6 separate regions of the Homo sapiens genome follow, and all the other regions are linked to region 1. A link is a loop called in an ENCODE intact Hi-C map of the cell type or tissue named here. Cell type or tissue: mammary epithelial cell. All regions are shown on one strand. Links, peaks and the distances in the headings refer to the core of each region. The heading gives the core; the rest is flanking DNA. Region 1 has its middle 56 kb from the start of GLYAT. Region 2 has its middle 16 kb from the start of OR5B21. Region 3 has its middle 53 kb from the start of CNTF. Region 4 has its middle 39 kb from the start of GLYATL1. Region 5 has its middle 32 kb from the start of CNTF. Region 6 overlaps GLYAT (glycine-N-acyltransferase).

Region 1 (5,415 bases), core at 231-5,230:
CCCTAGCAAAATGCTTGGATGCATTGTGTCACATCCTAAGGACCTCTGGAAGTGAGAGGAGGTGCCAGCTGGGCTTTCTGGGTCGAGTAGGGGTTCAGAAAGCTATGAAACTCACTCATTTCCTGCATGAAGACTTACTTCAGTCCTGGATGAATAATATTGAAAATTTATGCTTAAAATATTCCTAACACCAGGATTTGTGCATGTGTTTTCTTCCCCAAGAAAGCTATAAACAGAGAAAATTTTGCTGTTAAGTTTCTCTGTCGTCTCTCCCTCTCCCCCTTCCCCCTCCCTCGAAACTAAAGTAAAAGAAATGTTAACTGCCTGTTTTTCTGTGACCAGGGGACCTTATCTATATTCCCAATTCCAATTCCTTGTAAACATACTTTGTAAAGTCCTGTAAGATCCTGTCTCCTTTGCCAGGCTGCTGCAAGGTCATAAGATAAGATAAAAGGTCAACTTAGATAAAACCTAAGTTGCAATTCCAGTTTTCCTCAAAATCTAAGACATGGCACAAAATAATTTACTGCCTTTGTTTCTTGCTCTGGTAACATCTTCCCGCCACTCGTATTTCCCGCCTAAAAGAGTTTAAAAGGCAATCACCCAAAACCACCAGTGGCTACCCATTCGGGACCCCTTCCATGCTGTGGAAGCTTTGTACTCTTGCTCTGCTCAATAAAACCTACTGCTCACTCTCTCTCAGTCTGAGTCTCTATCACTCACTGTGGTCAGCCACAACCCCAATTCTTTGGCATGGCTAGGCAAGAACCTTAGGTGTTACAGAAGGTTGAAGTTAAGAGTGATGACCTATGGTATCTAGTAGAAGAAATTTTAAAGCAGCAAAACATTGAAGAATTGGTGTGGCTACTTTTAATTGCCTATGATCAGATGCAGAAGCAAAGGAATGACTTAAAATTTGAACATATATTTACATATATACATATTTTTTTGAGGTGGAGTTTCACTCTTGTTGCCCAAGCTGGAGTGCAATGGTGTGATCATGGCTCACTGCAATGTCCGCCTCCTGGGTTCAAGTGATTCTCCTGCCTCAGCCTCCCAAGTAGCTGGGATTACAGGTGCCTGCCACCATGCCTGGCTAATTTTTGTATTTTTAGTAGAGACAGGCTTTCACCATGTTGGCCAGGATTGACCTCGTGATCTGCCTGCCTCGGCCTCCCAAAGTGCTGGGATTACAGGTGTGAGCCATAGTGCCCAGCTGAAACTTTTATTTTAAAAGGAAGCAGAGCATTAAAGTTTGGAAAATTTGTAGCTTGGTTCTTTGGCAGAGAAAGAATCCAAGCAGTGGGCAGAACAACCTGTTACTAGAGAGATTAGTATTACAAAAGGGAGCCAGGGGCTAACATCCAAGACAATGGCAAAAAGGCCTTTAAGACATTTCAGAAATCTCCAAGGCAGCCCCCCTTATCACAGGCCGAGAGGACTAGGAGGAAAGAATCATTTCAATGGCCAGGCCTGGGGTGCAGCTGCCCTGTGTTGCCTTGGGACAGTTCTCTCTAAATCCTGGCTACTCCAGCCACAGTCAAGGCTCAAAGGGTCCTAGATACAGCTCAGGCTGCTGCTCTGGAGAGCACAATTCATAGGCAGTGGCGGCTTCCACATGGTGTTAAGCCTGCAGGTGCACAAAATGCAAAAATGAAAAAGGCTTGATAGCTCCCACATAGTTTCCAGAGGATGTATGGGAAAGCCTGGGTATTCAGACAGAATTCTGCCACAGGGGCAGAGCCTTCACAGAGAAACTCTTCTAGGGCAGTACCAAGGGGATATGTGGGACTGGAGACTCCACGCAGAGTCCCCATCAGGGTACTGCCTAGAGTAGCTGTGGGAAGGGGGCTGCTACCCTCCAGACTCAAAGATGGTGAACTCACTATCGGCTCACAAACACAGAAGGCTTCAGGCTTGCAGCCCAAACTTTTGACTCCAGCCCATGAGAGCAGCCATGGAGGCTACACCCTTCAAAGTCACAAGGGTGGAGCTTCCCAAGGCCTTGGGAGCCCATCCCTCATACTACTGTGCTCTGGATGTGGGACCTAAAATCATTGTATCTTCCTTCCGTCCCCAACCCAGGGGTTATGACTGTGGAGAATGCTGGATAGGAGGATCTTTTCACTTTGCTTCTATAGCCACAGGTTTTGTATTGGGCTGTGCAATTTGACAGGCAAGCCAGTAGATGGCGCTTATGGATAAGAGCCAGCTGAGGGGAAATTGGCTGGGTGTACATTATACTTGGTCCTTGTCTGCTGGGAGTTCTCTATTACCTCAGGCAATAGGCTGATTCATGGAGTGCACAGGGTCTGAGCTTAGTTCCTTGCTCAGCCCTGTGTGGGGGAGGGGCCAAGGTGAGTAGGGCCTGACCATCTTGGTCTACCTACAGGTCCTCCAATTGCAGACAAGAGTACCAGCATCAAGAGAGACTTCAGTGGGCAGCCACTAAGCACCCAAAAGTTGTGCCTGGATGTGGAGCTAGGAAACACTTTCAACCCCAGTTCTCCACACAAGGAGGGTAGGGAAATTCCAGCTGCTAGTCCATGCAAGTGGGTGCTCCAAATGCCTGAAGATCTGCCTGGGCAAGGAGTGGAGAGGGCCTCCCTGCACCAGGCTCTCTGCACAGGAGGGGTAGGCTGACTCAGACTTCTGTTATGGGTGAGCAGGTGCTCCAAATGTCTGGAGATCTCCCTGAGCATGGCATAGAGAGGGCCCTCCTGCACCCAGATCTCTTCACAGAAAGGTGATGACTCAGGCTCCATGTCAGTGGGTGATCCAAATGCCTAAAGATCTGTTTACATGTACAGGAAAGAGGGACCCACTGTACCATGATCTATGCACAGAAAGAGTTGGCTGACTCAGGCTGCTGATTCAGGCAAGGAGGTGTTTTGAATTCCTGGAGATCTGCCTGAGTGTGGAGCAGAAATAACCCCACTGACCCACGATCTATATTCATGAAGAGTGTGGTGGCTCAGGCTGTGGGTCCATGCAATCAGGTTGTATTTGGGTTCTCTATATAGATAGAACTAATTGGAGATATATATATCCAATTATATATATAGTATTTTATATATAATAAACTCTATACTATATATATTGACTATATAATTAATAACCTGTTCTTTATATTTATAATGAGGAGTTTATTAAGTATTAATTACATTATCACAAGGTCCCACAATAGGCCATCTGCAAGCTGAGGAGCAAGAAAAAGCCAGTCGGAGTCCCAAAACTGAAGAACCTGGAGTCCATTGTTTGAGGACTGGAAGGGTCCAGCACAGGAGAAAGATGTAGGCTGGGAGGCTAGGCCAGGCTAACCTCTTCACTTTTCTCTGGCTGCTTTACCCTGGCCATGCTGGCAGCTGGTTAGAAGGTGCCCACCCACATTAAGGGTGGGTCTGCCTTTCTTACATTTCCCAGCCCACTGACTCAAATGTTAATCTCCTTTGGCAACACCCTCACAGACACACCCAGGATCAATACTTTCTATCCTCTGATCCAATCAAATTGACACTCAGTATTGACCACAACACAGGGGCTCTGAATGCCTAGATTTCTGCCTGGGGATGGAGTGGCGAGGACCTCACTGCACCATGATCTCAGGGCAGTAGACTGGGACACCAAGGAATGACAAATGCTGACCAGCACCAGGTCACCAAGCTGGCCCTGGCTGCAAATCTCATCACCCAAGAAAAACTGCAGATGAGACAGCTCTCCTGCGAAGCCAGGCCTGCAATGGGGAAGAACACAACTCCAGGGCCTACTGCTAAGGCACTTTTCACAGTTCTGGCTGTAGAGGCCTCTAACCCACTCCAGAGCAGGCTCTTAAATCTCTGGACAGAAATGAAAATGCCTGTGTGGCTATACTGCTGAGTCACCAAAGAATGGCTGACTTTATAAGCGCCCATGTTAAAAATGGCATCCTGCTCTTTGTCCTGGGTCTGAGAAAAATACTGTAGCTTTTCTTGGTGTCTCACTCTGTGTCTAAGCTTCTCCCCAAGTTATCTCCAGGGCTTGGGAGAAATAAAGTGCTCTCCCTCAGCCTGCGTTGCTTGGTCCCAGTAGAGTAGTGAGTCACAGAGGGAAGCTCTCTACCTCTCTCATGTCCTAAAGCTTTACTCACTTTTCTCAGCTGGACACCACAACAAGGGCTGTTCACCCACATTCTTCTCTCCAGGATCTGGGGTGTTCTTCATAATTCTGGTGGAGTCCCACATTCCTTCTTGAATTAAAGCTCACAGAGTTTATCTTTATTCACTATCTTGTTATTACCAAGTGGCTGAGGCATGCTAGAAACTTCTAATTCACCATCTTGGGGGAAAAAACAACAACAACAACAAACCACCTCTTTTATTTCTTTTTCTTGCCTAATTGCTCTGGCTGGGACTTCCTATACTATGCTAAATAAAAAGTGGTAAAAGTAGCATTCTTGTCTGGTTCCTGATATTAGAGAAAAGGTTTTCAATCTTTTTCTATTCAGGATTATGCTAGCTCTGCACTTGTCATACTTTGCCTCCACTGTTCCTTCTACTGGAGGGCTTCAAAAAAGTTCACAGAAAATGCATGTTATATATACAAAAAAAAAAAAAAAAAAAAAAAAAACTATGACAGGGCCAGGTATGGTGGCCCACTTTGGGAAGCTGAGGCTGGAGGATTGCTTGAGCCCAGGAGTTCAAGACCAGCCTAGGTAACATGGCCAAACCCCATCTGAACTAAAAATACGAAAATTAGCTGAGCATGGTTGTGCGCACCTGTAGCCCCAGTTGCTTGGGAGGCTGAAGTGGGAGGATTGCTTAAGCCCAGGAGGTTGAGGCTGCAGTAAACTGTGATCACGCCACTGCCCTCCAGCCTGGGTGACAGAGAGAGACCTTGTCTCAAAAACAAAACATAACATAACAAAAAGTAAGCACGGAACTTACATTTTCTTGGCACTAAAATCAACTTACACTAACTTGTTATAACATGTATGAAAAGGATCTACTTTGACGCACTAAGTAGGATGAAACATCAGTTTGGAAACAGCCCCTATCAGAGCAACATGCACTTTGGTAAATTTGAAGCAAAAACAAAAACCAAATTTAAAATGATGCTTGAGTGGAAGAATGATTAAATCATTCATGCTTTATGAAAAGTTTATAGAATAATGACGTCCCAAAATTAGCAGCTTATAAATGGGTAACTTGTTTTAAGAAGGTATTAGATGATGTAAAAGATGAAGCCCACACTGGCAGACCATCCACATAAATTTGTGAGGAAAAAGTAATCTTGTTCATGCCTGAACTAAAAAGGACCAACAATTCACAGCAGAAACAGTAGCCAACACCGTAGACATCTCAATTGATTCAACTTTCATGATTCTGACTGAAAAATTAAAGTTGAGTAAATTTTTCTCTTCAAGGATGCCAAAATTAT
Region 2 (5,415 bases), core at 112-5,111, 260 kb after region 1:
ATATACTAGGCACTATGTACAATTAAGATTATATCATACCTCGTTTCCTTCCATCCAATGCACACTTTAAAATTTTTAATCAGAAGAAATTAAAAGGAGGGTCTCCTTTTCACTAATTTTTCTTTTTTTTCTTTTTAGTTTGGTCCCATAACCATTTTATTTTCTAGACTTAGATGATTGAATCATTTTTAAAAATGACAAAGCTTCTTAAAATTGTTTTTATTACTTTGTTTACAGGAGGAGAAACCCTGGCTCTCCATTAGAAACCTTACAAATTCATTTCTTTTTCCTTTTTTTTTTTTTCTGAGATGGAGTTTCGCTCTTGTTGCCCAGGTTGGAGTGGAATGGCGCGATCTCGGCTGACCGCAACCTCCACCTCCTGGGTTCAAGCAATTCTCCTGCCTCAGCCTCCTGAGTAGCTGGAATTACAGGCATGCGCCACCACACCAGGCTAATTTTTCTATTTTTAGTAGAGATGGGGTTTCTCCACGTTGGTCAGGCTGGTCTCAAACTCCCGACCTCAGGTGATCCACCCACCTCGACCTCCCAAAGTGTTGGGATTACAGGCGTGAGCCACTGCGCCCAGCCACAAATTCATTTCTAAAGTAAAAAATGAAACACAATTTCACATTTGCCTCCTGAAGACAAATGAGATGGCTGTTCTTAGAGCATCTCTGAAGAAAGATGCTATAAATAAAGCTCAAATGATTATTATCTAGAATTAGGAAAGCCAAGACTCAAAGAAAAATTCCTCTTAATCATTTGTTCATCTCAAAATATTATAAGTAAATGTTTAGAAAAGCTTGTCAGGTTATCAGAGAATCTGATTTTCTTATGTCCTGTCAGTTTACTGTCCTACAGTTTACTTTTTATAAAAGTAAGCTTCACAAGGACTAATCTTTCTGCAAAAGGGATATTGAGAAGATCAGTACAATATCTTTCTTCCCGTGGTCTTAAAAATAATTGTGTGATTATTTGTTATAACAAAAACCAGACTCTTAGAATCCTTGATTCTGAGATAAGTTACTGGCGAAAACTCCTTCACTGGAGGTATTTTTAAAAATAGGACAAAATTTGATGTCTTTAGATTGATAGAGGAATAGTACTACTTGGGAGAGCTGAAATGGATTAAATGTTTCTTGCCAAACTTTATTATATCTATGTCCTTTGTTGGAATGGATAATAAGGGGGTTGTGAGAGTTACAAGGAATTGGCAACAGTTAATTCTATAAAATAGGAACTCCAAATGCATGTAAGATATGTGGGAGGCCACACAGATACGGAACCATCTGGCCTCTATCCTGTTTGGCTGTCTGAGAGCGCCAGACTATGCAGAACACACATTCAACTTTTAAACATCCTCTTTGCAATGTCTTCACTCAACGATGTCACACGCAGGTGTTAATATGGCAATGTTCTTGGTTGCCTTGGCAATTTGACAAAATAAACTTGGAGTTTTAGCCCTTAAAAAGAAATGTACAGGTGCTAAAACTTTTTTAAAAAGGATTAGCTATTTTGAGATTCAATAGAATTTAACTATTTTTAAATGTCAAAGAAAATCCAGAGTTCACTAAGATGTAATTAAGAAGTGAAAACACTTTCTTCCCACATTGAACGGAAGTGGTTTTATTTGCTCAAAAAGAGATACTGACTTCAGGACCAGTGTTTTAGCAATAAGGAAACTACTCACAAGTAAAAAGTTCTGCTTTTTAAAAACCCTGGAAATGCCATTACTAAAATTGATCACGTACTTATTTACTTTTGGTTTTGAGTAACTTCTAGGATGTTTAAAAAATAAAACCCACCCTCACAGGACAGGGATTTTCCACCAGTGAATATAAACATATAGAAAGGAATATGCTCTAGAGTTGGCACTGTATTCTCAAAGGGGAGTCCCTCAATTAGTTTGGTCAGTTTTTCTTTGAAGTAAATTTAGTCTCTTCCAAGGTAATACTTTGATAAAGACAACAATTATTTTTCCATCCAAGTTCTATCACACACTCTTCTTGGAGTTGTAGGATGGCTGCCAGCGCATGCTTCTTGTTTCATAACCAGTAGGGGGAGCAAGAGTGCTTTTATCGAGCATTTGCAAGCAAAAGTTCTGGGATTCATCCTCACTGGTCTAGCCTAGGTCACATACCAGTAATTTTTGCTGGGGGAATGGATTCTGCAGCTTGGCTTAAACCAAACTGAATTATTTCCAAAGTTACAAGCAGGACTAAGTTTCCCGAAAGCACAAGGGCTTTGTGGAGGAGATGTGAATACTTTAAAAGCTGGATATTGGTAAGAAGCGGGAAGAGGACAATGAATCTTGAATTCGTGTGTTCAAAAGTGAAAATATTGGAGTTTCTGAGTTTCAAGGTAATGTAGAAGGTAAGCAAGCAGGCATTGTCAGTATCCTGAGGGATCATGTCCAAGAACTTTACAGAACCCAAAGGCAGAGGAGAGAGCCAGGAATGCTGGTGTCCTGAGGAACATGCGGCAGTGGCACTGCTCTTCCTGGGCCCCTAGGGGCGCACCACTGAGAAGCATCAAAAGCACCTTCAGTTTGGCAGTCTGGAAAAGGAGATCTTGCAGCTGAAATCAAGGTGAGAAAGAGTAGCAGCTTCCTTTAGAGGCGAGTGTCTTAGGCATAAGCACGTCCTCAATAAGGCAGTGGTGGCAGCCACTGAAATATGACACTGAAAAAGAGATTGCCTGTCCCCAAAATATTGTGGAGGTTGTGTTACTAGGTACCATCAGTGCAGCACATTAAGTGCTGGGAACACAGAGCTCAGTGGGGAAATGGAAATCTCTTGGGATCCACAGGATAAAAAAGAAAGAAATCTCAGGTAAAAGCTGGTGCTTGGGTTGTACTTGTTGCAAATTTATAACTTTGCCAGAAGGCAGTGTTGTCTCAAATTTATAAGAAAGGAGACAGTTTATGTAGGACATTCCCCTACCTTAGATATAGTCAGCGTATAGTGCCTAAATTGATTTTCCGTGGGGAGAAGTCTCCTAACTGTGTTTAGGTTCATAGACCATGGATTACGGACAATTGCATAAACTTCCTGGCACCCTGTTGAGAGCCATCCATCTTCCCTTCCTATTTTGGATATCATTAAATCACAATAAATACTGTATTATGGGAATAACATTTTTCCTGGGATAAGTACCTCCATTCTAGCGAGAGATATCTCAGATCACAGGTGTTACTGGAAAAACTCCTAAAGCTGAAAATGAACAGACCAAGGAATCAAAGAAGGCTTTACTTTCTCTAAACTTTAACTTAGAGAATTTGATTTTGGATTTTAATGTTTTTGGACTTTGATATGCTATGTTGAATAATATTATTGGATATAATTGAGGATGGGACGTGAAATGAAAGGGGAGTGAATTTCTGAGCTGTTTTTCCCCACAGTCTAGTTTCTCCACAAAGAACTGCATCTCCCATTCTTGGTCCATGTGTTTAGGCAAGGCTGACTTTAACCTCAGCCTCAGAAATAGGTACAGTCCCAGGTCTGACCAATAAAAGTACTTTGTTCTTCTGAAGGAAGGTGATTGGATCAGGGATAGACATGTGACCTCAGCAAAGCCAATGACCTTTACTAGATTTATTCAGAAAGAACATTCCCATTCGTTGGAATTCTAGTTGTGCGGATAATAAAAACCCATTGCTGCTGATAAATATTTTTATCATCACTTGGGGGAGGCTGTCTGAGAAAGAGGCCAGCACAGTGGAACGTAGAACCAAGTAATGGAGAGGCTGTGTTTTCTTTTTTTGAGCCACTCAGTTCTACCATAGCAGCATCTTAACCATAGACTAGGAAATTATGTGAGCAAATAAATTCTCTTTTTTGTTTACATTGAACAAATAAACTCAGTGTTGGTACAGAACGTATATTGTATATCGTCATGAAAAACTAATACACAAAAATAGTGTTTGATCACTTCTTGATGCTTTTTACACCAGAGCACAGTGAAACTCTGTAGTTTAAGGTTAAGTCATCCTGTGGATAGCTCGCATATTTAGAGTACAAGCTTCTTGCTCCTGTCCAATTTTGCAGTATCTGTCACTATTACAAAGGGGAAGAAAAAGGTTGTGAGGGTGTTGTCATCCTCTAAGATTTAAAATTGTTTTGGAAATGATGGTATTCATGCTACTTTGTTTAATTATAATCCAGAGAGAACTATTACGTATTTGATATTACTGCAATACTCTTTATAGTGAAAACTAGTTTTAAAACATCCTGATACCCCACTAGCAAACAAAAAAGGAAGAAAAATTAGACGATTATAAGAGAAATCAATTTACATTTATCCTGTGTCTTAGTCTGCGCAGTTGCCAAAACAAAATACCATAAATGGGGTGTCTTAAGCCACAGAAATTTATTTTCTCATAGATCTGGAGATGAGAAGTCTCAGATTAAGGTCTGCAGGTTTGAATTCTGTTGAGGGCTCTTTTCTTGGCTTGCATATAGCTGCCTTCTTGCTTTGTCCTCACAGGGTGAAAAGAGGGAGAGAGAGAGAGACCACAAGAGATCTGGTGTCTCTTCTTGTAAGGAAACCAATCTTATCAGATCAGGGCCCAACCCTTATGATTTCGTTTAATCTTAATTACTTCTTTACTTAAAATACAGCCACATTGGGGGTTAGGCCTTCAACATATTTTGGAACGACACATTCAGTCCATTACATCCTGAAAGGTGCTACTTAAAGAAAATTGGGTTTATATGAAGTTAAGGAGGAAAAAGAAGACATTTATAGTGATTCTGAGAGGGGACCTTAGGGACACTTTTCAATGCTTTGGAAGTTTGAAGTGGTTATTTTCATTATGTTCAATAACACTTAGAAAATAGGACTTTCTGTCTCTAGGTGCTCTTGCATTTTCAGACATGAGTTAGAAAATATTGGAGGCTCAAAAATAAAATGAAGAACTTGGAGATTTTCCTAAGATAATCTGAAAATTTTGAAATGGAGGAAAAGTAGGACGGAAGAAAGTTACAGGATATATAAGATAATTTTTGAGTTGGGCAAGGTGAAATTTTCAGAGCTTTCAGTAAAGGAGGCAAGATGGGCCGTATAACACACTATCTGAGGAAAAGAAAGACAGAGTGGGGGGAATTGTCACTCAGTTCCCTTACACAAACTACCTGGTGAAGCTACTACTTACCCTAGATTGTCTCACAATTTGGGGTTTTTCTAGAAGTGGATGCTGAGACTAGGACTTGTGTATAGTAGTCTATTTAGGAGGCAATCTCTAGATGTACAGCTAGAAGAGCCAAAAGTGAGATATTTTCTATATTCTACAGGGATTACGCCTGTAATCCCAGCACTTAGGGAGGCCGAGGTGGGCAGATCACGAGGTCAGGAGATCGAGACCATCTTGACCAACACAGTGAAACCCCGTCTCTACTAAAATACAAAAAATTAGCC
Region 3 (5,415 bases), core at 331-5,330, 110 kb after region 1:
CTCCAAAATGGGGGAGGGAGGGGAGTAGGGGTTGAAAAACTACCTATTGGGTCTGATGTTCGCTATTTGGGTGATGGGTTCAATGGAAGCTCAAACTTCAGCAATATACAGTTTATCTATGTAACAAAGCTGCACATGTACGCCCTGATTATATTTTTTAAAAAGTCAGGAGTGGTGGAATTTGCCTGTAGTCCTAGCTACTTGAGAGGCAGGCAGGAGGATCACTTGAGCCCAGAAGCTGCAGTGAGCTGTGATCGTTCCACTGCACTCCAGCTGGGTGACAGAATGAGATTCTGTGTCTAAAAACAGAAAAGAATAGAGATAGATAGATGATAGATAGATAGATAGATAGATAGATAGATAGATAGATAGATGATAGATAGATAGATAGATAATAGGTAAAAGATAGATAGATAATAGATGATAGATGATAGATAGATAGATGATAGATAGATAGATAGATAGATAGATAGATAGATAGATAGATAGATTCATTGGTTGAATTTGATTCCCCTCTTTCCTGGTAAAATATTTGGTGATTCCTGATTTCCTTTTTATCTTTGAGTTTGGAAATTCCTATTCATACTTAAGAAAATGACTGTTGCATGCCCCTGGTATTCTGGGGAATGGAATAGAGTATGTTCCAAATTGTGGCAATTATTTGCCATTGCTGTGTGAGTCCCTCCCCTCATCCAAGGGTCAGTAGTACTTGTTATTTCTTCAACTGCCTAATAGTTCAGCTGGCAGTGCTCCTACTTGAAAAATGCTTAGCAAAAATCAAAATGGAGTCAAGGGTCAACCCGCCAAGTTATGCATAAACTAGCTCTGATAAATAACAGCCCTGAGTGAAATTTGTTCCAACTTGTACATCTGTTGATTTTGAGCTGGTCCTTCTCTTCTTGCCTTTCAAACACAACTTTCACTCGTGTATTACAGGTGTTGATGGGTTTGATGGAAGCCCAAACCTCAGCAATACACAATATATCTATGTAACAAAGCTGCACATGTACCCCCTGTTATAAAAAAGAAGTCAGGAGAGGTGGCATTTGCCTGTAGTCCTAGCTACATGGGAGGTAGGCAGGAGGATCACTTGAGCCCAGAAGCTGCAGTGAGCTGTGATCTTTCCACTGCACTCCAGCTGGGTGACAGAGTGAGACCCTGTGTCTAAAAACACAGAATAGATAGATAGATAGATGATAGATGATAGATAGATAGATAGATAGATAAGATAGGTAAATAGAAGATAGAGATATAGATGATAGATAGGTAGATAGATAGGAGATAGATGATAGATAGATAGAGATAGGTAAATAGAAGATATAGATAGATAGATAATAGATAGATGATAGATAGATAGATAGATAGATAGATAGATAGATAGATAGATAGATAGATTCATGGGTGTTGAAAACAGAGCAAGCAGTAAGGAGGCCAGTGTGGGAAAGGGAAGAGTTGAGGGAGATAAGGGCAAAAAGATACAAGGGGTAATCACGTGTAGGGTCTTGTGGGCCATGGTGAAGACTGTGGCTATTTTTCTGAGCAGGGCTTTGAGCAAGAGACAGACATCCATGACTGAGGGGCTGTATTGAGATGAGATTGTGGAAAGGCAAAGGTGGAAGCAAGGAGACAGTGAAGGGTTGGACCAGAGTGGGAATGGTGGAAATGTTGAGAAGTGGTAGGACACTTTAAAGGTAATGCCAAAAGGATTTGCTGACTGATTGAACGTGCGGTGTGGAGGCCACGAAAATTCACGCCTCAGACCTCCTTCTGTCAGTAATATCATTGACCAGTGACCCTAGTAGCTGGCTTTGAAATCCACCCTTCTTACTTCTGATTTCATGCTTCTCACGGGCTTCTCCTGCCTGTAACAGCACAGCAGGAAGACAGGGGACTCTTCTGATGGGGCAATTTTCACCCAAGAACCCCGTGGGCCTAATACCTCCTCTTTTTTTCTCTCCACGAGGGAGACTTAAAGTAGACTTAGATTGCAGACTGACAGCTCTCCCAGCCTCCCCCAGCTCCCTTTCTTTTTGCTTCACAGTCTCCTAATAAATCTCCTGCACATCTAATCCAGTCCAGGAGTTTCAGAAGACCTGGACTAAGGGAGAGAAAGTAGTTCAAGAATGACAACAAGGTCTAGGAAATTGGAATGATGGAGATGACATTTCCTGAATGTATGCCTGCGTGAATAACACTTCCATAGCCTCATAGGTATCCTGGCACTGGTTTGCTGGATGATTTGAATTTGTATTACCTATATGGCTTTGGAGAAAGCCCTTGACAACGTTCAGGACAAAGTGTGCCTGGAGATCCCAGGGCAGTCCCTTGCTCTGGACTTTGCGGACTCCGCTCCGCCAGCAGAGGGCAGCAGAGGTAGCCAAGGCTGCAGAACCAGGATCCCTCCCTGAGAACGCTGAAAGATGATGAGTGCCTCTGAGTTTAAGTTGTTGAGATTTCAGGTGATTTTAGCCTCATGCATAGTATGTATCTATTCACAAAGATTGTGAAATTCACGGATGAAGGAAAAGAGGAGACTTTATTTGCAGAAGGCAAAACAATCCACGGATCTAGGAAACGCTGCCCTGGGGAGAGGGAAAGTGCACTTTGCGCAGAACGGAGGAGGGCTGCTATTTGGTATCTGGGTCGCACACTCAGCCTTACATACATACTAGCAGGGTGGGGAAAAAATGCAAATATGCATGAGGGAAGTCAGGCATTGCACAGTGGAAAACATATATGGAACATACATCCCATATTCACATTTTGGTAGGATTTAACATTAAAATGAAGTGGAATTCGGCCCTTTACATCAAAAGGTAAACTACAGGACATACAGACAATTTTTGAACAATGTCCACAAGCTGACTGAAACTGGCTTAAGGTCTGCAGCTATTGATCAATAAGGAATGTTTATAAGACCCGTCCTCTGTCCAATCTGACTTATGGCAGGACAGCATGGTAGAGGACGGAGCCAGGCAAGGTAGGGAAGAGTGTTGTAGTGTTGTAGGACTTTCTCCTTAGTTCGGCTAAAAGCCAGGTTCTTCTCGCACAACCATGAAAAGTTAGGCTTGCGGACACTCTGCAGGGTGAGAAGGACAGGGTTTATTGGGTGAAAAGGAAAAATGGGGAAACAGGGACTCTCAGCAAAGCGAGAGTCCTGCCAGTGGGCTTCCCACCTCATAGACTGGAATCACCGGGTTACCACCCGGAACAGGAGAAGCCAGGCTCCTCCTCACTGCAAACCAACAGGAAATTCCTCAAGGCTTCACCCGAGTGCGCACTCCTCCCAGTGCGCAGGCCAGTCGGAAGTCCTGCCGGGGAACCCTTTTTACTTGGCTGTCTCAGTAGGCTGGCAACCGGCACTCTGTCAGGGTCAGCTGGGAAATCTTCCAACTGTAGTGTTTTTTGGCAATGCTTTTCAGGTGATAGTTTCTGCGTAATTACCGGGAAAAAAAACCTATGGCAATTAATAACACCGGGATGTGTTACAGATCCCTCATCCTCCTAGCTATGAAATTTTTTGGGTTTATCTCATTTTAGCTACAGGGAGTCCATCTCGTCTTCTGTTGGGGTATATTTTAACTTAGCTAATAAGTGTTGCTTTTTATTAAAACTCAACTACTGGGAAACTGTGACCTCAGGACACTGTGGCCAGAACACTTGTGAATGAGAGAATGACAAGTGGGAGGTCCAACCTGTTCAAGGAAGAGTTCTCAAAGTGGGCACTGCAACAAAAACCAAGTCCATTCCTTAAAGGTGACTTCCTTGTTCCACAGGCATCTCTAATTGTAATAGATTTAAATGTTAAGTCTCCACCCCAAGGTGAACGTGGGACACGTGTATCATGAATGTGTGCTTATCATGCATACATGCAACCCTCCCTTTGCAAGGATTGCAAACACACAGAGAATGATAATGAGGTTTTTGATACTGAATTACTCAAGTGGGGAGGGGAAAGTGCCTGAAAATTATAGTTTGGGGTCACTATTCCCATCTTGTGCCTACTAAGGTTTCCGGTATATAATTACTCAATATTTATTAAGTGAAGAAATGAATTAGTCAAAATGCAGTGAAAAGTAAAATTATTTTAGTTTCATGAATTTTTTAAATTTTTCTATACAATTTATATATTTTGCAGATATGACAGTTACCTAGGGAATGTGGGAACTTTCTATAATATGCATGTTATATAAAGATTTTCTGGCCAGGTGCAGTGGCTCATGGACGTAATCCCAACACTTTGGGAGGCTAAGGTGGGTGGATCACTTGAGGTCAGGAGTTTGAGACCAGCTGGCCAATGTGGTGAAACCCTGTCTCTACTAAAAAATACAAAATTTAGCTGGGCATGGTGGTGCACTCCTGTGATCCCAGGTACTCAGGAAGCTAAGGCAAGAAAATCGCTTGAACCCGGAAGGTAGAGGTTGCAGTGAGCCAAGATTGTGCCACTGCACTCCAGCCTGGGCAACAGAGCTAGACTCCATCTAAAAAAAAAAAAATCTGTAATTAAAAAGAAATTAGAAACCAAAGCTGAATGAAAATCTTGAAATTATGAAAAAGCAAAATAAAACTACAATGCAATTACCTTTTTTTTCTCTCTTTTTAGATTGGTAAAGTGTGAATACATTTGAGGGCATCTGCTATAAAGGAGAGTATGGAGAAATGGGCACTCCTCTAGGTTATTGCCAGGAATGCATGTTTGTACAGCCTTTGAGGGAAGGCAGTTTTAGAAGCCCTGTTTTCATGGGGAGAACTTTCGCTGAAGAGAAATGAAGCTTTTTAGATCAAGGACATTTCATCTGTGTCCACAGACTGCCTGGGCATTCGTTTAAATTCAAGGGCTCTCTAAAGTTGAAGAGAAGAAAAATCGTATCTTTATTTTTATTAACTTCCAACCATAATTTAGGATTTTCTTCAATTATAAATGTATGTACCAAACTACCAGAGATTTCCATTATCCCTGACTTCATCAAGATGGTAGTGAGAAAATTTCATATCTGATTATAGCTGAGAATAACTGAACTACCATTTACTCTTATAATATTGAAAGTATTTAATTTATGATTGTATAATGAACTCATTAAATATGAGACTTTGCAGCTAGATGCAGCTAGATATGATGTAATTAATTTAAGATATTCAGATAACTATATGTCAATATAATTTTGTTTCCTTCATATTCCTTGTGTTTTATTTCCCCCATTCATGACTCGTGATCCTGAGAATGGGGTAATAGGCCTCCCCAGACTGTCAAGCGGCCCACTGCACAAAAGCATTTAAAAGTTATGCTTTAGATGAAGAGGGGCTCAGTGGGCTACTGATGACCAGAGTTTAATTATACAGAGAAAGTCTAAGGAAGGAAAAATCTTAGCCATGGCGGGAGGTGAAGAGAAGAAAACCCAATGCAATCCTCCCACT
Region 4 (5,415 bases), core at 132-5,131, 110 kb before region 1:
TTAGGTGCCCTGTATTTTACCTCCCCTTGAACCACTCTTGTCCCTTTGTAATGGTACTCCAAGCAGCACTGCTGTACACCAATTCCAGAGCTTCCCTGCTCCTTGAGCCTAGGAATAGCTATGCTTCTAATTCCTCTTCATTTGCTCATCATTGGAGTAACAGCTGAACCACACAATTGGAATAAGTAACCTGACGTCATTTTTAGTACCAATCTTCCATTTCTTCCTTAAGTATAAAAGTGACCCTCACAGAGAAACTAACTACCTAGAGCTATAGGTCCAGAGTAGAGCTCTAGCTTTGATTTTCCTTTTGCAGCTATGGTCTGAGAGCTTGGATGCAATCCACTGCAATTTGATATCAGTGACAGGGTAGGGATGCTCAGGGAATCTGTTGAGCCACCAAGGAAGCCTCACTTTCAGCTAATGCTTACATGGGGCTGTGGAAGTTGTCCAGCATCCCTGAGGACAGAGTGTTTGCCCTGAAAAAGAACATTCCCTTGGCAGAAAGCATCTTGTTGGCTGGATTTTATTATAAATGTGATGAGAATACTTTTGGCCAAGTAACTGGTCGTTGGGTCATTTTGTGGTAGTCAAACCCACAAAGAAGAAAAGCCCTCACATGGTCGGGTGAGGTGGGAATGGATCAAGCACTAAGGCCAGGTCTGGTGAAGTTAGGGAGTAAGGCCAGTGTTTATGGAAAGGGATTCCTTCATGAACCCCTAAAAGATGCTTCTAAACTCTAACAGTAGGCTGATGTCTGTATTTAGAGTTGCAAACAACATGTTCTGGGAATACAGAGGAAGGCACCACTGCCTCTACCTTGGGAGTATATCACAGAGAATGAGATTTATATTTGGACTTGATGGATGAGAGATGAGTAGGAGTTTGACAGAAGAAAAGAGTGGAACTGTCTGGATGTACAATGGCAGAAGTGGCAGGAAGGACTGAGGAGAATTGGCTTCTGGGGATGTGTCAGACATAAGGGCCTGGGCACCACATAATGGAGCTTGCAATGGGGTATGTGAAAGCTTAGATGAGATGGTTTTTTTCCTGTCCTCCTGTGGGTTCATAGTGGGCTCACCTCACTCACTCCTGCTAACAACCTGCCCCTATTGATAGATAGCTGAAATGGGGTCTCTAAGCCTCCAGCAACAGCTTAGGAGCCAGCCTTGAAGTACTGGCAGCTAACACTTCCCATATAGACCCCGTAGTCCATCCTATCTTAGGAAGACAATGCACTCATGGGGATGGTAACATCCACCTCCAGACTCCAGAGGCTCCAAGGAGCCTCTCTCTCTCTTCAAGTAAAGAAATATTCACTGAGCTGTGTGTAGAGGTTTACATGGTTTGGGACCAACATGTGGCTGGGTGACTTCACTTCCATCCTCATACAGTGGTACTCGGAGATGAATGGGGGGTAGAGTGATCAAGATTTAGTTCAATGTCTACCTCCAGTGGGGCAGTGCTTGGTAGTTGACTCATTTTGGTCTCTTTTGATGTTCACAGTCACCCATTGAGGTAGGTGTGACTGTTGATCCCATTTCACAGATTAGGACAGGATAATTTGCTAGAGGTCACAGGACTAGTTGGGGGAGGGAAAGGCTGTCAGGTAGGATTTTAACCTTAGAGCTTCACGTTTTCTTAGGATCTTGCAGGGAGACCTTGAGCAAATTCCTTTCCCTCTTGGTGGGGGTGGGGGAAGTCTCCATTCCCTAAGTATAAATTAAAGAGATCTGCCAGTTTGTGATTCTCTTTACTTTAAAGTTCAACCGTATCACTTGGATAGGTGTTTTGTTTGTTTGTTTGTTTGTTTTAATGGGGATTCTGGGAACCCAAATATATTTAAGTTCAATAGGTCTGGGGTGAGGCCCAGTAATCTGCAGCTTTTAACAAATCCGGACATCAACATAACTACCTGAGAAACTCAAGCAAAATGTATGATGCATGAAAATCTTATTGTGAGCTGGTCAAAACACATATCGCTGAGCTCCATCGGTAGAGATCCTGTTTTGATACCTTTGGTTGGACTGTGGCTCGGTAATTTGCATTTCTTAGAAGTGAGTCCGTTCAGCTGGTCAACCGCCCCGCCTGTCTCTCTGTGACCCTCCCAGGGCGTCAGCGGTGCTTTTTTACTTGCATCTTGTGGGAAAAGGATCCGCGCAGGCAGCCCCCTTTTAGCACCGTCCTGAGTACACAAGCCAAGCGCTTAAATACCTCACTCAGCCCTGGATTTGCAGTTACTCAGGGCAGGCGAAGGCGCGTTTCCGCGTTTGGTATATTCCCGCGTGCTGCCAGCTGATGGCGCCAGAGAACTAACCTACTGGAATAGGGAGGAGAAAAGAAGCAGGGAAGAAAAGCGGGAGGTGAAGATTAAGGCCAATGGTAGCTTCCGTTCTTGGACTCGAAGATTCCCTTAATGGGTTGACATCAATGAAAGCCAATGGTAGCTTCCATGAAAGCCAAAGCTGACCACCCCCCCAAGCTTCCCATTCTCTTAGGAGGCTGCATTTTGGGTGCTAAATGGAGGGATGGGCGTGGGAGATGCTGGGACATGTGTTGGCTGAAGATACACCTGTTAGTCCAAGGTTGCTTCGGCTCATAGTGGCTCAACCCTCTTTGTCAATTAACCTTCTCAGTTAACTAAGGCTGCCTCACCTGTCTTTAGGCAAACCTACCCCCCGTCACGCTGGGTTTTTAGAGTTTTTAAAAGCGTCACGGTGTAAGGCCAGCGTTGCTTTTCGTATTCTTAGCGGGTATTTCTGGTGCTGACAGCGGGGAGCTGCCGGGCGGGAGTAGGAGTGGAGAGAGAATAGGGAGAGAGATAACAGGTGTGAAGCGTCTCTCAATGCCAGGCATCCTGCTTTCGCACCTTCCATAGGTTTTTTCGCAATCGTCTTTCTATTTAATCATTTTCTGTTTCATAGATTAGGAAACCTCAACTAAGTTGCCCAAGGACAGCCCTTGAATAATTTTATCTTCTGTCAGACACCAAAGCCTAAGGTCTCTTATTTTGCAGAGGCTGCTTTGTCAGGATTTCAATGCATGCATGTCCTGCGAATCACTGCTCCTCACTCACTGATCCATCCTGCTGTCCACGCGTTCATTCACTCATTCATTTCTTAGGGGTCATCTACAAGGCATGGGGCTAGTTGCAACTAAAAATACAAAAGAAAAGGGACTCTGCTGTAAAGCAGAGGAGGTTTTTTTAAATGATTTACACAGAATTCCGGTGCTCCGCATGGTTTCGATCTCCCCCCACCCCCCAAAATACTACTGATACCTATTTTGTTCCACACAATTCGATGGACTCTGAAAATACAGAGAGGGGTGAAATCTATCCTTGCCTTTCAGGAGCTTATTGCCGTACGCAAGAGTAATCTCTGAGCTTTAATTTTACATACCAAATTTTTAACAAATTGAGCATCAACTATATATGTATGTGTGTGTATATATATATATTCTGTTGTAATTAACATGTTAAATAAATATTAGGCACACTTAATTTCTTATTTTTTAGATGAAGATGAATCTAAATGCTGGTTCAAGTATGTCCTTTGTTCACCCTAGTGGACCATCTTGGGTGATTCCTGGAGTGCTTTCTCAGACTGCAACCCTAACCCGCTGGTATGTGCTTGGCTCTGTTCCTTCTTTCTGCAGCTGTCTGTCAAATGCCAGTCTTTTGTGGAGGCCCGTCCTAACCCCTTCCTGTTTCCTCTCCTTTTTGTCTGCTCGTATCTGAGGCCTCTTTTCCTATTTATTTGTTGTTCTTTCTCCCTCCATCATCTTCTGTCGTCAAATCATGTGTTGTTTTTCATATACTACACCTGAGTTTATAGGAAATATGTTTACTGTTTTTGTTTTTTTAATTTTTGGTTTAGTTTCTGCCTCCCTGCTCCAGAATGTAAGCTTCAAGAGGGGCAGTGAGGAGTTCTTAACACCCCACACTGACTGAGAAACGGTTGGGAGTGGAGGGAGACAGCTTTGCCCTGTACATCCTGAAATCCCCTGAGGTGGGGGTGGGAGTGGAGGGAAGATCAGGGAATGTCCATTCATTTTATGAACTTGAAGTTGGGTTGAACCCTATTATATCCTGTGATGTTGGTTGTTAATCTCAACCTGAAGCCCTCATCGCTAGTCATCCACTTCTTATTAGCTTTGTGACCTTGAATGAAGGTTCAAGGTTACCTTCTTTCTTTGCACCTCAGTTTCCTTATGTATAAAATGGAAAAAATTAAATTTGGTCATCCTAAAATGTGGATTCATAGGGCATCAGTCCCCTGAGTGTAAAAGAAAAAATATTTGCGTATTTATAAGGCTGCAGAAATTATATTCTTCTGAGGGTCAAATAAATATATTTGTGGTTTTGAAAGTCTTCACATATTATATCAGTAGCATATTTACATCCAGGAAATATTGGAGAAAGAATTTTATTTTATTTTTTTTAAGATGGAGTCTTGCACTGTCGCCCAGGTTGAAGTGCAGTGGCGCGATCTCGGCTCACTGCAAGCTCCACCTCCCAGGTTCACGCCATTCTCCTGCCTGAGCCTCCGGAGTAACTGGGACTACAGGCATCCCACAACGCCCGGCTAATTTTTTGTATTTTTAGTAGAGGCGGGGTTTCCCAGTGTTAGCCAGGATGGTCTCGATCTCCTGACCTTCGTGATCTGCCCGCCTCGGTCTCCGAAAGTGCTGGGATTACAGGCGTCAGTCACTGCACCCGGCCTAGAGAAAGAATTTTAACTAATCAAATAGGAACAGAGATCTCAGATAAGAGCAGATAAAAAAAAAAAAAAGAGGAAACAATAGTGAGTTAAAAACAATCTGGCCAATTTTATGTAGAAAGTTAACTCTAAATGGACAATGTTAGGCTCTCCAGGAAGTGTAATAAAAGCTTTAAAGAAGGGTTCTTTAAATAGAAGAGACACACTGCAAGGGAAATTCTGACCATCTGGAACTAAAACAGCCAGAGATTGGTCTCAGGGGGATGAATGGTAGAAGAATAAAAACATTTGTCTCACTTAGCACACTCATCTGGATGTGAGGAGGCAGCAGAACAGGGAAATGAATCTATTGGAAGATGTCGTCTTATTGGGGTACAGGAGAAAATGGAGAATAACTGGTACTTTATTTTATATAATAGTAAAGAAATTTGTGTTCAATTATGAGCATTAGAAACAAATACTAGTGATTGAATAAAAATTACTAAGGGAATATTATGGATAATTAAGTTAATAAGAGAACTTGATGGATAAGTGAATTAATAAGACTCCATAGTGGAGGCAATTTCCTCTTTTAAAAAGCAGTATCTCTTGAATATATACAGGATATCCTTTTCAAAAGAAAAAAATGTATATGGGGAAACAATTTTCACTCATTTTCTAGGCAATCAATACTTTTCCAGGGATAATCTATGGC
Region 5 (5,415 bases), core at 233-5,232, 130 kb after region 1:
CTAATCATCAGGGAAATGCAGATCAAAACTACAATGAGATACCATCTCACACCCAATAAGATGGTTACTATTGAAAAACAAAACAACAGAAAAGAAGTATTGGTGAGAATGTAGAGAAATGGAAACCCTTGTGCACTGTTAATGGGAATGTGAAATGATGCAGCCACTAAGGAAAACAGTACAGAGGCTCCTCAAGAAATTAAAAATAGAACTACCACATGGCCCAGCAACTCCACTTCTGGGTATAAACCCCCAAGAATAAAAAGCAGAGTATCAAGAAGATACTTATACACTCATATTCATGGCAGCATTATTCTCAGTAGCCAAAACTGGAAGCAATCCAAGTGTCCATAGATGGATGAATGGCTAAACAAAATGTAGTATCTACATACAAAAATGATTTAGCCTTGAAATGGAAGCAAATTCTGACCTATGCTTCAGCATGGATGAACCTTGAGGCCACTATGCTAACTGAAATAAGTCAATCACAAAAAGACAAGTACTGTGTGATTCCACTTATATGAGCTACCTAGAGTAGTCAAATCCATAGGGACAGAAAGTAGAATATTTGTTGCCGGGGGCTGGAGGGAGGGAATGCGGTGTTGTTGCTTAACAGGTATGGAATTTCAGTTTTGCAAAATGGAAAGTGCTCTGGAGATTGCACAACAATGTGAACATGCTTAACACTATAGCAAGGTACCCTTAAAACTGGTTAAGATGCTAACTTCTCTGTGTTTTTTAACCACAATTAAATGCTTTTCAAAATATCAGAATATGGCAGCTGAAACAAACAATACTTTGTGCAATGTATCTATTTGCCTACCAAAGATAGAGAAGAAAAAAGGCCAGGTGCTGTGGCTCACACCTGTAATCCCAGCACTTTGGGAGGCCAAGGCAGGGGGATCACTTGAGGTCAGGAGTTCGAGACCAGCCTGTCCAACATGGTGAAACCCTGTCTCTACTAAAAATACAAAAATTAGCCAGACATGGTGGCGGGAGGTAATCCTAGCTACTAGGGAGGCTGAAGCAAGAGAATCACTTGAACCCAGGAAGTGGAGGTTGCAGTGAGCCAAGATTGTGCCACTGCAATCCAGCCAGGGCAATAGAGTGAGACTCAGTCTCTAAATAAATAAATAAATAAATAGCACTGAATTAGAGTTTCCAAACCTACCTTGCTTTGCCACTAACTTGGGGCAGAAACAATAATAATTGCTGGCATTTATGGTACACTTACCATGTGCCAGATATCATTTTAAATGTTTTATCTCATTTAATGCTTACAACAGGAAGTACTATCACGTTCCCATTTTAAAGATTAGGGAATTGAAGCAAAATAAAATTAAACAAGCTGCCCAAGGACTTATGGTTAATAAGTGAGTAGCAAAGCCAGGATTCAAACCCCACAGTCTGACTCCAGGGCTGCACTTGTAACCATTGTGCTACCTGCAGAATGGCCAGGAGCGCAGGTCCCACATGGCAATGAACCACTTCCTGTACCACCCACTTCCAAATCCAGTAGCTTCTTCATCCTAGACCTAAAGAAAGTCAAGTTCAGCTATAAACAATACAATCATTTCTTTTAAAACATCACATTCTCTCCAACATACGAAACATCTTAGGATGTATGTTTTCCTTTCACCAATCTTTTCCCTCCACACCCCTTTCTCAGCTCTTTAATCATCTTAGATTGTAAATGTGAAGCATGAGAGTAGAGAACATGAGGGCTGAAGTGGCACCAGTCTGGATGGGACCCCAACTCTATGACTTACTAGCAAGTTACTTATTGCCTCTCAGCCTCAGTTTCATCAACTCTAAAATGAGAATAGGACCTGCATCAACAGGTGGTTTTAAAGATTAAACTGTATAATATCTTAAATGTCTAGCACAGTATTTGACATAGAATGGGCTGTTTGAAGTATAATAACAATTATTGTATAGCAATAATTGGTTGAATATTACTCAACAACTTGAAGCTCTGTCAGGTGAAAATAAAAGGTAGAATTGTTCACTATGGCCAAAACTGAGAATGAAACATGAGATCACCAGGGAGATCCATTTCTACTAAGCAGAAAGCAAACCTTTCTATTAGTCAGAGAAGATCAAGGGCAGACTGGGTTGCCTTTGAAGGTGGTGAGTTCTCTGTAACTATAGCTGTTCAAGCAGATACCACTTAGTGAACATGCTGTATACAGACCCCAACCCTGCCATCCCTGAGAGCCTATGAATTTATGTCAAGATTTATCCGCACCCATACAATGATCTGGTGCCCTCTCCCAGTGTTCTGACTTTCCCTATTCGAGCTGCTATAGGTTTCTCTTCCACATAAACCAGAGGAAGCATTCTAGCTCCAGGTGCTGGTGGACAGGTTGCTTAATTTTAACACAACTGTCATCTGGCCACAAGAATGTGTGGAAGTGACTGCTCTCTTTTGGGACCTGAGTTCATTCCCCAGTGATATTTATGCCAAAATAGAGGAACAGGTTTTCTGTCCACGTAGGTTCTCCAGTGTTCAAAGTCCAACACTTTTTTTTCCCCAACCCCTCCAGAAGACGACAGATGACTTTGATCACGACACCAACACTTACCTGGGTAAGAACCCAGAGGATTTACAGGGCCCATCAACCAGAAGCAGCATTTTCAGATTCAAGGTGAGGTCACATTTAGGACCATTCGTGGAAAGGAGGTGGATCCGCTAGGAGCACAGTTCCTTGGTAACCAAGGGAGAGGAGTGACATTCTGCTTGTAGTCTGGCTTATGAATAATTCCTTTGCTAGAACATTTTGCTATCTCTCTTAGTCTGTGTAAGTTCTGTTCATTCTTCAAGTTTTAGCTGCAAGATCTTTCTAAGAAAGACCCCTTCAGTCCCCTAGAGGAAGCATGGGGAGAGTACAGACTTGGCCCAAGTGCCATCCCACGTGGGCAGCCCCTGGGCGCTGCCAGCAAATTACACTCCTCACAGCGTTTCTCACTTGCAGGGAGATGTGTGCCTCTGCATCTGCACCGCCCTCTGCTGGTCGGTGATGCTGACACAGCGAGGAGTTCCAGGCTTCCAGAATAAAATCAACTGCTCATCACTAAAGAAGACTTGTATTTTATTGGCTTTTAAAACAGGCAGAAAGTATGGTCATGGGTAACAATTTAGTGAAAAGCCTGCACTATAAACCAAGAAGTTCGAATGTCATGTCCTCTGTATCAGTCCATTCTCACACTGCTATAAAGATACTACATGAGACCAGGTAATTGATGAAGAAAAGAGATTTAATTGACTCACACTTCTGCATGGCTGAGGAGGCCTCAGGAAACTTACACTCATGGCGAAAGGTAAAGGGGAAGCAAGGCACATCTTACATGGTGTCGGGAGAGAGACAGAAGAGTGTGGGGGAAACTGCTAAACACTTTTTAGAACCACCAGATGTAAGAATTCACTCACTATCATGAGAACAGCATGGGGGAAACCGCCCCCATAGTCCAATCACTTCCCACTAGGTGCCTCCCTCAACACCTGAGGATTACAATTTGAGATGAGATTTGGGTGGGGACACAGAGCCAAACCATATCATCTCCCTCCACGTTTTTCTTTATACATGCTCTTGGGGTTATACCTCTATATTTCCTTAATATGGTAGTTATCCCTGTCTCTAGTAGATAAGCTGTAAACTGGCTAACTTTCAAAATCAAAAGCTATGATCCCCTCTCTGGATAGTAGTTTTATCTCTGTAGGAAGCACATTTGATCTGCTGGGGGTAATTGTATACCACAAATTTTTCTACCCCTTAACAGTTTTTCCTAAATTGCTGGTCTCACCTAAAAAGGCCCACTGATTATAAAACATGCTGAATTTATGAAATACACTTTAGGGAGGCAAAGACAAGTTGGAAGGCTCCACTCAGGAAGCTAAATATCTTCTGTTTGACTACACTATGGAACTATGTGATTCCCACTTCCAGCTGTGGAATGGGACAGTAGTGGGATAGTGACACGCCTACTAAAGGAGTGGCTTTTGAGAAAGGCCTTGAAAGTGGTGTTTGGTTTTCTATTGCTACATAACAAACCACCACAAAACCGGGTGGTCTAAAACAACAGTCCTTTTTCCCTCACTATTCTGTGGTTTCAATGGGCTCAGCAGGACACCACTTGTGTTCCCTGGTATGCTGGCCAGGAGCTCAGTTAGGCCTGACTGTCCAACATGGTTCAGCTACATATCTAGCACTTACATGAAAATAGCATAAAGGCTGAGCCAGGATGCTGACAGAGCTAGAATAGCTGGTTGGCTTGGGTTCCTAGATATGAAAGCACCCAGGCCTTCTAGGTGTAGGGACAGCTTCATGTCTGCAATATTTAATTAAAGTGAGTCACAGGGCCAGCACAGATTCACTGTAGAACAGGACTTCCAAGTGGGATGAATCCTGGGGTGGGTGGTTAATTTGGAACTGCCTTTGGAGACCAGTTACAACACAGGTAAGAAAAAGATGCTGAGATGTAGGAGGATTAGCACAGCCTAAAGCATGAATAAAAGCATGAAGCTGATAAAATACAAGAATACAGGCTAGTGAAAAGTGTAGAGTTTGTAACTTCTGGTTCCAAAATGGTGGCATAGAAGCAAGTTAGTTTTACCTCCCATTGTCCTAGAAAACCAGAAAAAAAAATACAGCACCAAGATTATCACCAGTAATGTCCCAGAACTCAAATATGAGGAGAAGATAGTTCCCAGAGCCACAGAGAGATGCTCAGAAAAAGCTCTGAGCAGACAGTAAGAGAATCAGATATCCATATCAGCAATGTTGCTCCCTGAAATCTGCTCAACACCAAGTATGTGAAAAGTTTCTCCTCAAATCACAGTTTCTGCACTGTAAAAGTGAGATCAAGGTTGACAAACAGCTTCCCCATCATCTTGGGTTTCCTGATAGGAAACAGGTCTCTGCCTCAACCCAAGAGAATCATTGGAAATGCCTAAAGGAAAACATATCTCAGAGGACAGCCAGAGACAAATGGGGGAGGTGAGACTATCATCTCCGGCCCTGGAAACTCTGTTCTGTAAGTCAGCCAAAGGAGATGCCAAATCAGAGTGGCTGCTCAGCAGCACCATGCTATAGGAGGTTTGTTCCACAGGTCTTCTGGGCACAAACGCCTATCTGGCCTTCCCCCATTATCCCCTTTGAGGCCACCGCATTCCAGACAGGAGGCACTCTGATTGTTTAGAGGCAGACCTAGGCTTAAGCTGTCATCTAGAGCTGAAAAGGAGACAACAACCTAGCAGAAAAGAAAGAAAGAGAGAGAAAGAAAACAAAAGAATGAAAGAAAGAAGAAAAGAAAAGACAATCAACAGGTAAATTACAAAGAATCTCTAAACATACATATATAGTAAAAGACAAAACAAGCCAAACAGAGAAGACTGAAATAAATAAATAATCTTTT
Region 6 (5,415 bases), core at 283-5,282, 72 kb after region 1:
CATGGAAAATTATTGTCTTGTTTTGGTCATCTTTAGAAGGTGGTTTTATAATCAGCTATAAAACTCCAACAGGTGCTCTTAAATGTGGGTTTCTGATACTGTGTGCCACAGAAGTAATAAATTTTCTTGTCAATTGTGTCTTTTGACTATGGCTGCCTTAAACCTTTTTTTCATCCATGGAAAATTGTTGCCTTGTGTTGGTCCTCTTTAGAAGGTGGTTTTATAATCAGCTATAAAACTCCAACAGGTACTCTTAAATGCAGGTTTCTGATAACTTTGGAGATTGTGACATCAGAATAGAGAAAAAACTTTCAGGACTCATAGAGAGATAAAATGTTAATGAGTATCAAGCAAAATAGGAATTAACTACATGGACTGAACCAATCTTTTTCACATTTTACTTAAAATGTTTGCTGATCCTTTGATTTTCAGTCTTAAAACTTTTCTTTTGAGCTATTGACAGCTTTTAACAATTTAGTATACTCCTATGAACAAACTTTGGAGCATGTTTGTTTCTCTCTACCTCACTTCTCCAGAATTTGGAAATTGTGAGTATTCTTAACTTATGGTAATACATTTATTTGCATAAGTGCAATAAGAATCTGTTTTCATTTGTAACAGGAAACAATTGGAGAAACTGGTTATTTTACTAAGGCTTTAACTGCTTTCCTTTAAGAAATCAAACTTGACTTCTGGAGCCAATAAAGCCCTTGAAAAAAATGTCCATATATTTTGTGTACACAGTCCCTGTACAGGATTTCTGACTGTGGTAAATAAAGAATGTCACTTTCTAACAGACACAGAAGCCCCAGATTTAACATGGAACCTCAAGAGGAGAAGAAATTCATCCAACTCATAGGTATTTGATGGCACAAATTCATGGCTAGGTTTTGCTATAAAAAGTCTTATCTGAGACTCCTCCTATGGAACAAAGTTTCATCAAAGCCAATTTAAAAGCCTATTTAAAAAATAATTATTCTTGCTGCACTGTATACAAATAATTAGGCCAAGTATAATAAAGCAAACCAGTCCTACCATAATTTGTTTTTAGTAAAAATGGGAAACTGGAGAGAGAAAAAGACTATATTTCAAGACTATAGTACACCTGTTGTTAGATTCTAGTCTCGCCTAATGTTATTTTTCAATTTTTATTATTTTCTACAATTTGAACTGAATTCTATTTTTCTTGGCTACAAGTCTTCAAAATAATGTTTTAAATTTATTTTTCTTCTTTTTTTTTCATTTTTCCTAATTTGAAATAACTGAAAACTAAGCTGTGCTTTCTTAAAACCCTGAAAACTGAAGCCAAACAACTTAAACTTCAGAAAAAAATAACAGCAACCTGTTTACATACATAAGCCACTTTCATACCTGCCTATTAATGTATGGATTTTAGAATAATGTGGCCTATATCTATTTTTCCAGGATTGTTCTTTTGTTTGTTGTTGTTTTTTCTCCCTTTCACCCTATTTTCTCTTCATAGGACATGAGACTTCACAACATGCTAAAAATGAGATTTTGGGACCTACCCATCTAGAAATAAACTGTCCTAGCCGTAAGACATTAAATGAAACCTGAGACCAGAGACTCATTTTATTGTTAAATGCTTTCTCCAAAAGATTTTACAAAAAGGATGGGGGGCATATAAAAGGAAAATATCTTGGGCCCCCCCAAATCCCTAAAGAAAACCCAACCTGGAAACTGCTTTGGGTAAACTTGTCTCCCATTCTATTCAAAGTTACTAAGAAAGATGTATATCTGATTGCCTCCTTTGGAAAGGCTAATCAGAAACTCAAAATAACACAACCATTTGTGTCTCACCTATCTGTGACCTGAAAGCTTCTTCCCCACTTCAAGTATTCATGCCCTTGCTTCAAGAAGTCCCACTTTTCCAAACTGAACCAGTGTACTTCTTACATATATTGATTGAGGTATCATATCTCCCTAAAATGTAGAAAACCAAGCTGTGCCCAGCCACCTTGGGCATGTGTCGTCAGGACTTCCCAAGGCTGTTTCACGGGTGTGCACTCAATCTTGGCAAAATAAACTTTCTAAATTAACTGAGACCTGTCTTAGATTTTCTGGGTTCACACTAGGTTTGGGGTCCAGTAGGACTAAAAAGGATTTTAATAAATTAGGCCACAACAATGAGAAAAAATAAGAGTTTCACATATTTTCATTTTTGCAATGGATAATATTATAGTGTAAATACATTTTAATAGGCCCCAGGTACAAATGTGTAAAAATGTAACCACTATATTTTGCCAAAACTGTACTAAATTTCTATATTAAGCCTCCACTCATGGCTGAAAACAGAATTAATTCAGATAAACTCAGACTTAGTCGATTTAGAGTTTTTTTCACCTTCATTCCCTAGTCTAACATCAGTATTTCATGTGGGGTAGGGGCAGCAGGAGGGAAATATACTGGTATGGTTCTATCATCTATCCTTGATGGAAAGCATTCAAGTGCACAGCACCTTTTTGGTGTATTTCCATGCTGATATCAGCTGAAACTTCATGTTCACAATGGTCACGAGATCTATGCTGACATCCACTACTGCATACCACAACCCCAAAATCATAAGGACACTTACTGTCTGTGGGGTTTACTCTCACTCATTCTCACCTCCTACCCTCTCTTTCACCCCTCTCTCTCATTAGTTTGTCCAACAGGGCAAGGGTGGGGATCTAAGAATGGACCCAGGCTAGGGGACCCCAAGCTTATTCTCTTGAGCAATAGGCTATAGTCTCTGCTGACTGATAAGAATTCAGTTAAGCTCTCCAGAGAGTTATATGGAAACAATGCTAAAGAGTTTTAAACATGTATATAGCCTTTAAACCAGCAATTACTCTTCTGGATATTGTAAGAAAATGGTAGGTACCCATGCAAAGATTCCTGTGAAAGAACATTCTATAAAGAATTATTTATTTGAGTGAAAAGTTGAAAACAGCTGAGATGTCATCAACTGGCAAGTGATTAACTGTGATGCATCCATGTAATGAAATTTTATTCAGCCATTAAAAGTAATTGAAAATTATTTTGTATGCTTGTGAATAGAGAAATAGGTACACAATATGTTCAATGATGAAAAATAGCAAATATCAGTAATTTTATTATTGAACAAAAATCTGTTTAATCTAAAGGCTCTGATGGACAAGTGGCCTGATTTTAATACAGTGGTTGTCTGCCCTCTGTGTACAGATTAAAAAATAGCACACAGAGATTCTTTGACTTAGATTCTCCATTTGGCTACTTTGTATCATAAAATGTCATGATTTTATAGAAATAATTTTTGTCCTAATCAAGCAAGAAACTTTACTGTTTTTTTCAAATAAACCAACCCTGTCAATTTCTTGGGATCCTGCAGGTTTATGGAACTGTCTTTCACATAAACCATGGAAATCCATTCAATCTGAAGGCTGTGGTGGACAAGTGGCCTGATTTTAATACAGTGGTTGTCTGCCCTCAGGAGCAGGTAAGTTTCCATGTGTGAATATTCTTCTATATTTATATTAGCTGTGTGCCTATTACATTCTTAGCAATATGGTAGAGCCAGGGCATGCAGAAGTAAATCATAGTAATAGTCAACAAGTCCCCATCCTCAAGAAGCTCGGAGTCTGAAAGACAAGATAGATCAACCAATAAAGTGTGAAGTATACAAGAACAGAAGATAAACAGGATACAGAAAGAGGCCAAATAAAACTTGATTAAACTATGGAAGTCAAAGGTGGGGCTACCCGATAAGTTCAGTATACTTCTTGGTGGAGATTTCATCTGAACTGGATTTTGTAGGAAAAATATGCTTTTGTCAGGATTACAAGGAAAAGTGGACATTCTAAGCAGAGAAAATAGCAAGAGCACAGATATAAAGTTGTAAAAAAAAGGACAATGAGTTAGAGTGACTATTGTTTTAGTCCGTTCTCATGCTACTAATAAAGACATATGTGAGACAGGGTAATTTATCAAGGAAAGACGTTTAATTGACTCATAGTTCAGCATGGCTGGGAAGGCCTCGGGAAACTTACAGTCCTGACAGAAGGGGAAGCAAACACGACCTTCTTCACATGGTGGCAGGAGAAAGAATGACAGTCAAGCAAATGGGGAAGCCCCTTATAAAACCATCAGATCTCATGAAAACTTACTATCACAAAGACACGGTGGGGGAAACCACCCCAATGATTCAATTGTCTCCATCTGGTCCCTCTCATTACACGTGGGGATTATGAGAACTATAATTCAAGGTGAGATTTGGGTGGGGACACAGCCAAACCATATCAACTATGAAAAGCAAAACTATAATGATAGAACTTCTATACACATTTGAGGAAACACTTAAAATTATTGAAACTAAACAATTAACACATTTCAAGATAAAAATGCATAAGCTTATTTCAAAACATCAGAAAACACAAATATACTTTTAATGCTAATAAAGTTATTTAAAAATCACTTTGTTGTGAGAACACTTAAAATCTACTCTCTCAGCAATTTTCAAGAATACAATACATTGTTATTAACTATAGTCACCGAGTTGTACAATATGTCTCTTGAACTTATTCCTCCTATTATAACTATTATAACTGAAGTTTCATATCTTTTGACTAACAACTACCCAATTCCTCTACTTTCCCCCACCTTACCTGCTGATAACTACCATTCTACTCTCTACTTCTATGAGTTCACCATTTTTACATTCTACATACAAAGGAGATCATGAGGTATCTGCCTGTGTTTGGCTTATTTCACTAAGTATAATGTCCTCCAGGTTCAACATAGGGGAAGCAATATGTATGCTAATTACCCTGATTTAGCCATTTCAAAATGTATACATATTTCAACACAACATATTGTTAATAAATATATGCAATCATTTATTTGCCAATCAAAATAAAAAAATAAACAATATATGAAATGAATAAATTTATGGTATGAAAACTAAACTGAAATAAAATTATTTGATCTTTTATTAAATGTGGTCTTAAGCAACAAAATGTGTCAGTGGTATCATTGCTGACTTGTGAGTGGGTTTTTTGTGCAACATTTTCCAACTTTTTAAAAAGTTTTTTAATTCTATAATAGTTGTGGTAATATTTTCATCCACCTTCTTCCTGTAAATAATTGTATCTGTCATTTACTAATTTGAGAAGCTCTTTCCGTGTAAGTGGATTGTTTGTTTCTCTGGAACTGCAACTGGTTTAACCAACATATTTTTTAAAGAAGGCATTTTGAATTAGTTTTTAATCTTCTTTGGTATCAATATCAAGTTTCATACTGCCATGGTCATAGTTTGTGTATTCTGCAAGTCTTTGAACTGTAGTAAAATTTATTCTTGTGACATAAGCTTTCCCTTGTCAATTGCCTTTCTCTTCTTCCTGTTGAGGATGATGGTGGTAAGAAGAATGCTTTCTAAAT

What was found. Peaks named below come from ENCODE experiments on the same cell type or tissue, not always from the same donor. Only the 100,000 strongest peaks of a DNase experiment are listed, where the experiment ranks them.
Region 2: it touches region 1 in a loop (11-fold over the local background); 2 of 110 quality-filtered maps call a loop at or near these places.
Region 3: it touches region 1 in a loop (9-fold over the local background); 16 of 110 quality-filtered maps call a loop at or near these places.
Region 4: it touches region 1 in a loop (8-fold over the local background); 5 of 110 quality-filtered maps call a loop at or near these places.
Region 5: it touches region 1 in a loop (16-fold over the local background); 41 of 110 quality-filtered maps call a loop at or near these places.
Region 6: it touches region 1 in a loop (11-fold over the local background); 11 of 110 quality-filtered maps call a loop at or near these places.

What each region holds. Positions count from the first base shown.
Region 1 is chr11:58,785,384-58,790,798 of GRCh38, reverse strand. No RefSeq gene overlaps it. Among named protein-coding and RNA genes, the nearest start is that of GLYAT, 56 kb to the right of the region's middle. In mammary epithelial cell, for the core only: a CTCF peak has its summit at 2,189 (motif pointing right); DNase peaks (open chromatin) are centred at 2,268 and 2,678; H3K27ac peaks cover 412 bases.
Region 2 is chr11:58,521,409-58,526,823 of GRCh38, reverse strand. No RefSeq gene overlaps it. Among named protein-coding and RNA genes, the nearest start is that of OR5B21, 16 kb to the right of the region's middle. RefSeq lists a silencer at 1,934-2,228. In mammary epithelial cell, for the core only: CTCF peaks have their summits at 2,053 (motif pointing right) and 2,514; a DNase peak (open chromatin) is centred at 2,083.
Region 3 is chr11:58,672,688-58,678,102 of GRCh38, reverse strand. No RefSeq gene overlaps it. Among named protein-coding and RNA genes, the nearest start is that of CNTF, 53 kb to the right of the region's middle. In mammary epithelial cell, for the core only: a CTCF peak has its summit at 2,358 (motif pointing right); no DNase peak of the experiment used is centred there.
Region 4 is chr11:58,897,861-58,903,275 of GRCh38, reverse strand. It overlaps a transcript of GLYATL2 not described here. Among named protein-coding and RNA genes, the nearest start is that of GLYATL1, 39 kb to the left of the region's middle. In mammary epithelial cell, for the core only: a CTCF peak has its summit at 2,288 (motif pointing right); a DNase peak (open chromatin) is centred at 2,325; H3K4me3 peaks cover 404 bases.
Region 5 is chr11:58,651,773-58,657,187 of GRCh38, reverse strand. No RefSeq gene overlaps it. Among named protein-coding and RNA genes, the nearest start is that of CNTF, 32 kb to the right of the region's middle. RefSeq lists enhancers at 3,802-4,356, 4,988-5,415. In mammary epithelial cell, for the core only: a CTCF peak has its summit at 3,005 (motif pointing left); a DNase peak (open chromatin) is centred at 2,977.
Region 6 is chr11:58,713,379-58,718,793 of GRCh38, reverse strand. It overlaps GLYAT (glycine-N-acyltransferase), which reads left to right. Exons shown (of 6, transcript NM_201648.3): 3 at 3,371-3,478. Among named protein-coding and RNA genes, the nearest start is that of GLYAT, 16 kb to the left of the region's middle. In mammary epithelial cell, for the core only: no CTCF peak of the experiment used is centred there; no DNase peak of the experiment used is centred there.